2 separate regions of the Homo sapiens genome follow, and region 2 is linked to region 1. The links are chromatin loops, found by intact Hi-C in ENCODE. Cell type or tissue: heart left ventricle. All regions are shown on one strand. Each heading gives the region's core, and the rest is flanking DNA. Links, peaks and the distances in the headings are about the cores only.

The links. Peaks named below come from ENCODE experiments on the same cell type or tissue, not always from the same donor. Only the 100,000 strongest peaks of a DNase experiment are listed, where the experiment ranks them.
Region 2: it touches region 1 in a loop (5-fold over the local background); 15 of 110 quality-filtered maps call a loop at or near these places.

The regions. Positions count from the first base shown.
Region 1 is chr11:129,748,976-129,753,363 of GRCh38, forward strand. No RefSeq gene overlaps it. Among named protein-coding and RNA genes, the nearest start is that of TMEM45B, 65 kb to the right of the region's middle. RefSeq lists enhancers at 1,069-1,570, 1,571-2,070 and a silencer at 1,858-1,957. In heart left ventricle, for the core only: a CTCF peak has its summit at 2,055 (motif pointing left); a DNase peak (open chromatin) is centred at 2,016; H3K4me3 peaks cover 442 bases; H3K27me3 peaks cover 1,762 bases.
Region 2 is chr11:129,693,585-129,697,972 of GRCh38, forward strand. No RefSeq gene overlaps it. Among named protein-coding and RNA genes, the nearest start is that of LINC01395, 79 kb to the left of the region's middle. In heart left ventricle, for the core only: CTCF peaks have their summits at 2,076, 2,684 (motif pointing left) and 2,884; DNase peaks (open chromatin) are centred at 1,449, 2,137 and 2,587; H3K4me3 peaks cover 632 bases; H3K27me3 peaks cover 2,862 bases.

The sequences.
Region 1 (4,388 bases), core at 281-4,280:
TCTTCATAGATGAGGGGAGAGATGATGGGAGACAGAGGGTGGCATTTGCCAATGGAGACTAGCCCCAGGTCAGAGAGCCTGGGCTGGCACTTAGGAGTTCCCTGCTGGGAGCGACCCCCAGCCCAGCTGCATGCACCAAACTCCACCCAGCAAGAGAATTCTCACTGCCCTAGAAAAGCAGCTCCCCAAATTTAAACAATCCTGACCCCACCTTCTGCCTCCTGCACATACTTTCTTTGAAATCTTCCAATGCTGAGTAAAGGAAAGATTATTTGATGTCTCTGAGTCTCATCTCTACAAAACCAACCCTGGATGGCCACGTCCAAAGCTACCAGAGGTAACCCCAGTTCTGCTCCAGGGGAGGGGATAAGACAGCATCGACTGCCTTGCAAGGAAGGATCTTGCAACACGCAGCCCGAGAAGAACCTTTCAAGGAGGACAGGGGAAGACTTTATTTTAAAAGTAGTGACTGTTTCAAGGATCTACCTTATGAAGTAAAAGTGAACTTCTTGCTCCAGTAAGTAATTTAAAAGACAAATACGTTCACAGACATACATAGCAACAATGAAGAAACCATAAACCATCACACCAGTTGTCCAAGGCATAAACTGTCAGTGTGGTTCCAAGAGACATTGGCTTGGTTTGGTTTTGATGGAAATCTCTGTATTATCTATTTTTTCCCTAAATGCAAAGTGAAGAGTGTTTTTATCCTTCCTTTATTCACTCAGTGAACACCTACTAAGTGCGACCTCCAGTCCTCAGGCTGCATGCTGGAGATTCAAAGGTGAATATGAACTCAATGAGATGACAGCCCAGAAGACAGAGATGGATAAGTAAATAGTCTCAAGTGCAGTGAAAATTTTGGATTTCTGGGATAGGCGCTATTGATTCTATAAAGGGGACAAACCATGAAGGAAGAGTTAGACGAACCCAAAGGCCATCACGGAGGAGGCAGTGCTTCTGCAACATTGCGAGGAACTGCAAGTAGTATAAAAAAGCAACAGCAGGCGTCGGGGAAAATAGTGAGAATGAACACTGGACATGGATGTGGTGGCACACCTGTGGTCCCAGCCACTCAGGAGGCTGAGGTGGGAGGATTGCTTGAGCGCAGGAGGTTAAGGCTACAGTGCGCAGTGATTGTGCCACTGCACTCCAGCCTGGGCGACAGAGAGAGACTCTGACTCTAAAAAAAAATGAAAATAAAATAAAATATTAAAGACGTAGACAGGAGTCAGATCATGGAGTAAAAGAATTATTCCATTAATGCAGCTCTTGTAAGCACTTCCATCTGACGTAGCCGAGGACTTGATTCAAAATCCTTTCTTTGACCTGCATTGCCTAGAATTCTCCGAGAGAAAACAAGCTTTGCAGACTCTCAAAGGGAATGTCTGGCCATGGTGGAACGCGGGCCCTTGGAGGACTGGCCGGGGCTATGACTCTGGAAGCAGCAAGGGAGGCAAGTGCGCAAGCCTCACCGAGAAGGGAAGACCAGGCTGCTCTCAGCTCTCGGCCGGGCTCCTCACACACCGGAGTGGGCCTAAAGTTCGAGGAGCTTCTTTCTCCTTTTCTCCCCGCAGTGCTTAACGTCTCGGGCCACGGGCTGCCAGCACTCACCTTCTGCCGAGGCCGCCCTGCGGCCTCCCTGTTCTGAGGCCCCTGCCCCTCCCTGATGAAACTTCCTCGGTGCTAACTTGGCAAGAACAGGCAAACGCTGCTGTGCTTCCCTTTGCCCATGAAAAGAATGAGGTTTAGGGGAGGCTCTGCACAGTCCTGTGCTGCCCGGGAGAGCTGAGCAGAAGCTGTTGAAGCCGGCCTCCTGGACTGAGCTTGGTCCAGCAGCCTATCCACGTGAGAGCCCTGGCTGTCTGGAGGCACAGGGAGCGGCTGGGCCTGCAGCGTCCCACCTGGAGGGAAAGGACGCACCGCGACGGAGGCGTGGGCCCTGCGCCGGTGCTGGGCAGGCGGCGGCCGCGCGCCCGGGAGCCACGCTTCTCCGGCGGAACGCGGCGCCCCCTGGCGGCAGAACGCTTGTGGCCGCCGTTACGCTCGTGTGGAAACAGCGCCATCTGCCGAACGTTCTGTCACATTGCTGATTGGCCCACACAGATTTTGTAAGGATTTTTCCTTCTGCTTGCTTAAATCAGGCCGTCCTGAGCCTATTCAAAGTGTACTTTTGAAATGAAAAAAGAAACTGACTGTACAAGATGTTTTGCTCGCTGGAAAAACGAGGATGAAAGGAAAATGGGTAGCGATTATCTGAATAACATGTGCTTCCTGTCTGTAGTGAGGTGTGAACATGGTGGGGCCGCACGTTGCAGAGGAAAACGCATGCATTTTGGAGTCAGGCAACTGCAATCAAATTCTCACTAGCTCCGTGAGCTAGGAAAGTTACTTAGCATTTCTGAGCCTCATTTGTCCTTATCTGTAAAGTAGAAGTACATTTACCTTGCAGCATTGTAGCAAAAGTTAAATAAAATAATGTGCATAAAATGAAAATTAAATGTGTATGAAGTAAATCAGATAATATGTATAACAGGTAGGCTTTAAAGTATAACATAAAAATATCACATAGACATTTTTCTAATTGTTAGAATCGTGAAATATTCCTGAAATGGATTTATCAAATGAGAAGATGGAATCTCTCTGAGGTATTTTTAAATTTTCTCTACAATGGTTGATTCTGACCTTTCTGTAAAAGACGATCTATTTCTGGGCACAGATCCTAGAAGCAGAATTCTGCCAAAGTGAGACTCCACTAACATTTATTGAATGTCTGCCACATGCTAGACACTTTCAAAGATGCTCTTTCATTATCGCCAGTAAAATCTGAAGCTTCAGGATCTATTTCCTCTTCCCAGCAGAAAGTTTTGCCAGGAATATTAGAACCTCTTTTTTACAGCCTCTCAAGTACTTTCAAGATTACTCAGAAAATCCCAAAACTTTGAACAACCCAAATGCCAATTAACAGGAGAATCAATGATAGTACATCCATACAATGAAACATTACTGGGCAATGAAAAAGACAAACAACCAGATAAACACCGCAGGAGGGACTCTCAAATCTGAGGCAAAAATAGAAAGTCAGGCCAAAAATATACTGTATTTGCATGAAGTTCTAGAATATGAAAACCTAAATGATGGAGATAGAAATCAGAATCGTTGTCCACACAGGATAGGGGTGGGGATTGACTGCGGAGGGGCACTAGGCAACTTATGGGGTGATGGGCATGTCCTGAATGTTGATCTAGGTGCTGGTTGCACAGTTATGTACAGGCAGTGGTGTGCTGAAGCCTGCTGGCACCATCAAGAGAGTGGACTGTTAATTTTTCAGGATGTTTGCAAGCCAGTCAGCATCACATTGATAGCTTGGAATCCACCGTGGTGGAAATATTTATACTCCAGAAATTGGCAAACACTACAAAGCAGGGCTTTTTTATCCCACCAGAGAGCCAGTTGTAAAACATGTATGAACACACAACTGTATATATTTGCCAAAGCTCATTGAATTATATATTTCAGATCTATGCATTATACTGTATGCAAATTATATTTCAAACATGGGGGGTGAGTACAAGCTCTCCGCTATCAGAGTGTGCAGAGCACAGCTGGAGGCCCATGCTGAGCAGCTGGGGAGAAAGGTTGGAATCAGTCATTTCTGGAATGGAAAAGCAAAATTTAAGAAGTCTTTTCAGTCATAATGGGTCTAAAGCAAGAAAGCAGATCAAAATACATAAGCCTCAGAATAGAGGTGCAAGACTGGGTCAGCATTTTGATAATGGCTGCACAGATTGCAAATCATCAGCCTCACCTTAGCAAGGAGGAACTGGAGGCCCATATCAGAATCCAATGTTCATCATCTATAATTTTATTAATTTTATTCTTTAAATCATCACACAGGCCAGGCACAGTGGCTCACACACTTTGGAGGCTGAGACAGGTGGATCGCTTGAGCCCACGAGTTTGAGACCAGCTTAGGCAACATGGCGAAACCCCATCTCTACAAAATACAAAAAATTAGCCAGGCACGGTGGCACATGCCTGTAGTCCCAGTTATTCAGCAGGCTGAGGGTGGGAGAATCACCTGAGCCCAGGAGTTTGAAGCTATAGGGAGCCATGATTGTGCCACCGCACTCCAGCTTGGATAACAGAATGAGATCCTATCTAAAAAAATATATATATATATATATATATACACACACACACACACACACATTTTTTTTTAGTGTACAGTTCTATAATTTTTACATATGTATAGATTCACATAAGCACTGCCACAATCAGGATTCAAAATAGTGCCATCACACCCCTAAAAACTCCCTCATGTTTTCCCTTTATAATCACAGCCTCTCCCATTCGTAACTCCTGGCAACCACAGATCTATCCTCCAT
Region 2 (4,388 bases), core at 293-4,292, 55 kb before region 1:
AGACTCCACTGAAAGAAAGAGAGAAAGAAAGAAAGAGAAAGAAAGAGGGAAGGGAAGGGGAAGAGGGAAGGGAAGGGGGAGGGGAAAGGGAAGGGAAGGGGAAGGAAAGGGGAAGGGGAAGGGGAAGAGGAAGGGGAAGGGGAAGGGAAGAGAAAGAAAGTTCACAGTGTAAGGCCAGGCGCGGTGGCTCACGCCTGTAATCCCAGCACTTTCGGAGGCCAAGGCAGGTGGATCACGAGGTCAGGAGATCGAGACCATCCTGGCTAACACGGTGAAATCCCGTCTCCACTAAAAATATAAAAAAATTAGCCGGGTGTGGTGGGGGGCGCCTGTAGTCCCAGCTTCTCGAGAGGCTGAGGCAGGAGAATGGCGTGAACCCGGGAGGCGGAGCTTGCAGTGAGCCGAGGTTGCGCCACTGCACTCCAGCCTGGGCAACAGAGCAAGACTCCGTCTCCAAAAAAAAAAAAAAAAAAAAAAAAAACTTCACAGCATGGAGAGCAGGCCCACTTGGGACACAGAATGGGCATGTGTCAAGGGCCCTGGGAGGAGGTGCTGGAAAGGGACAGTGGAGAAAAGGGGGGGACAGCCGATCAGTCCCCTGGGCCATTCTGCTTGCCTCCTCACTAAGAATAGTAGCATCTCCCCTCGCTCCCACTGCTTTCTGTGGCTCTCAAAATGCTTTCGCATGCATTTTCTCACTACAGCCTCAGAACAATCTTTAGGAGTAGTGTTATCTTCCCCATTTCACAGATGAGAAAGCTGAGACTCAGGGAGGCCACATAACTCGCCCAAGAACACATAGCCAATTAGTGGCAGGTATGGGGCTCCATTTAAGTATATGACCCCGCTCTGGTTCAGTATTCTTATCCCCACCCCAAATAAAGAGAATCACACGACCTTATTGTGATAATAAATAGCAACTGTAGTCAGAGGGAGAGAGGCCCAGGGAGGAACAATAATCTAACTAAGACGCTTGACATTGGAAACTCCTGGAGGGCAGGGCAGAGATCATGCAGGAGATTTAACAGCACCCAGCACAGCTGCCCACGCGGAGGTGCGTCTATGCTGAGCTGCCACAGCAAGGCTGCAGTGCCTGGCCCGGAGCTTGGTCACGCTGACCTCCACGGCAGGAACTGAGAGCAGCATCTACTCCCAATCCTGCATAAGAGGTCATAGAAACACCCTACAGCCCAGGGGGGAGCCAGTCCCGGCCAGGAGGTGGCGTCACAGTTCAGAGAGGTGCCAAGTGAGCAGAAAACAGCTCCTGGTCTCTGTAGCTGAGAGAGACAGAGCTGGACATCCTGGCCCGATGGAGCTCTGGGTGTTGTTCCCACAACAGCAACAGCACAGAGCGCTGAACACACACCCCACAGTTCACTGTCCGTGGCCAGGAGGCCATTCAAAACGTGATTGCTGGTTGTCAACTCCAAGAACTAACAGGAGTGAAAACTCACACACACACACCCCCAAGAATGCAGGCTCTGCCTGGCACGCAGGGAAGTCTGCCCTCGTGCCTGGGGTTCCTTCCTCTGTGGGCATCCCATCTTCAGAGCCTTGGCTCTCCCTTCCCCTGAGGGATTACTCACCACTTCCCTAACACTGCCGGGCTGCCCTGCTTTGCTGCCATGGAGTCCAGTCATCAGGCAGATTCATTCACATCTACGCGCCTGAGTGGTACTGGCCACCACGTAACGGAGTGGACATCAAACAGAGAAGTGGGCAACCTGGAATTGGGTGCCAGTCCTCGAGTCCCTCATCAGCCAAAAGAAAATCATCTCATGAATGCCTACCCTCCAGAAGTGTCACGGGGAGACCATCAGGTGTGTACCAGAAGCACTTCCTACGCTGCAAAGCAGCAAAGAAAGGCAGCCTCTATAGCGGTTTGTAAAGAGTGCCTTGCAGAGAGGACACAGCCTGGCTGATGAGTTTCCAGCAGCAGAGCTTTAGGTATGATTGAATCTTGGAGAGGAAGAGACTTTGGTTCTGTTGAGCCTGCTCCATGTTTCTCAAAGCACACACCACCCACTCTGCCAACAGGTAAAGCTTCGGATGGAACCTGCTGTGTTCTGTCCTCTTCCAGCTGAGCCAGGCCCGCGGGCCCCCTCCAGGAGCTCCGGGCAAGCAGCCCCTCATGGCCCGTGGTGGAACTGCACCCTCAGCACTGGAGAGGGCGGTCGCAGGAGCCTGCGAGGAAGGTGGGGTCTCAGTGCTTTCGCACAGGGCGAGTGGAGCTGGAAATGCAGCCCCCAGTAGTTTCAGTTATTCCATGTATGGCTTTTCTCTCTCACCTTGCACCTTTAGACCCTAATTTCCTGTGAGCAATGTGCTGGGAAAACTGGCAGCAGCTCTCTGGCAACCCTGGGGGAAAGAAGCGAAGTGGGGTAGAAGCGGAAGCCAGGGGCAGAGGCTGGGTCGGTCCAGCCAGCCCGCGAGGGCTCCCACGCAGCAGAGGTTCCACTGAGAGGAAGCCGGGGCTGGCCCGGCCGGGAGACTCCCTCCACGCCCCGTGTGTGGAGTGCCCGGGCACCCTATACCCTCAAGGTGGCCTTGACCTCTGGAGACAGGTGTTGGCTCCTTGAGTCACCAACAGCAGGGACCAGACCGGGAGGTGTTTCTGGGCGGGAAGGGCTGGGCCAGGCCAGGCTCCAGCAGGCCCCCTTGTGGTCAGAGGGGTTGCCTGCAGGATGATCGGCTTGGGAACCAAGGCAGCCACTCCCCACATGGGAGTTGGACCCAGGCTTGAAGGACACATTGTCACATCGATTCACTCTCCTGGGAGGCCTCCTTGTCACACAAGATGTCCTGGCCCCGGTGTTTTTCTTCACCATATTTCTCCCAACTGTAATTGTGTAGTTCCTGGGGCGCTTATCTCTCAACGTCCATCTCTGTGAAAAAAGCCGTGACCCTCCAGGATAAGGTCTGTGCGTGAGACCCCCTGTGTGGAAAGGACGTATGAAAGTCTCAGGACTCTACCTAAGAGCCAGGACCCGGCTCAGGTCGCAGCTCCACTGCACCAATGCCCCTCAGCCCCAGGAGAGACTGAGATCTCTGTAAACAGCAGAGATCAGCAATACAGGCCTTGCCCTGCTGAAACTTCCCTCTGAAAGGAAGGATAATGCTTTCAGCCAAGTGCCTGCCCAGAGCTCTGCAGGTGTGTGGCATGGAGGGCCTGGTGCCCCAGGAGGAGCTCAGCCTCCTGCCCCACCAGAATGGCCCGGGGCTCCCCAGGCTCCCTGCGATCCTGGCTCTCGTCACACCACTCTCCAATCCCACATTTGGTCCTCTGTCATGTCCATGAGGCTGTGGGTGCACCCTGTCATTGTTTGTATCCCCTGGCGATTAACACAGTCCAGGCAGAGAATCAAGTCAACAAGAATGAAGGAGAAAGTGGATCAATGAATGTTGGGCCCTATTTAGGGGCTGAGGACACAGAGATAAATAAAATTCTATCTCTGCCCATGCAGGGTTCAAAGTCAAATTGGGGGACACAAAGTAATAATCACAGTACAGTGAAATTCATGTGTAGAGTGAAAGTCATGTTTAAGGAAGCTTTATTAGGGCACATGACAAAATATCCATGACTATGTTTTAGCTGGTCAGGGAAGGCTCCTTGGAGGAGGTGACTTGGAACAGTCTTAGAGGAAAGTAAAAATTCCAGGCAGGGATGAACAGGGCTCCCAGGCAGGGCACCTCATGTGAAGAGGTACAAGAAGCCAGAGTGGAAATGTGCAGAGCTTACTGTGGGGACCTAAGGGTGGCACGTACACCGTTGGAGCCAGCGCAGGAGCTGGCCTGGGGTGCCAGAAGGGATGGAAGAAAGGTTCCCAAGGGGGTTGGAATATCAAGCAAGGGATAAGTTGTGGGGTGGCGAAAGGATTGTAAGCAGAATGCTTGACTCCCCAGGGGTTTTTTTCCAACAGGATTCTCTGACGGCATTATAGAGAGAGGAGAGGAGGGGAAGAGCCTCAGTCAGGAGGCTCTGTGGGATGCTGTTGCCTTGGTCCAAGCAAGAGACAAGGCAGGCCCTGAGCAGGATGTGGCGGGGGGCTGGAGTGGGAGGACGGATTTCAGAGATATTTAGGAGAAAGAACTTGGGGCGCAAAGGAGAGGTGGGGAGAAAAGAGGGTGAAGGAGAAATAAGGTAAAGGGGAACAGAAGCCAAGCATCAGCTTCTCCTGCCTCTTCTTCTGCAATCCTCACTCCCCAAGCACGGACCAGCCAAGGACAAAGACCCAGCTCACTGGTCAGCCTACACATGTCTCAGCTATTCTTCTCATGAAAGAGGATGTTTTAGAAACCCTGACCTGAGCTGGGTGGTCTTATTTGTAACAATATTGTAGATGGCACATAGAGGCACTTGGATAAATACTGAATGAGGCCGGGTGCAA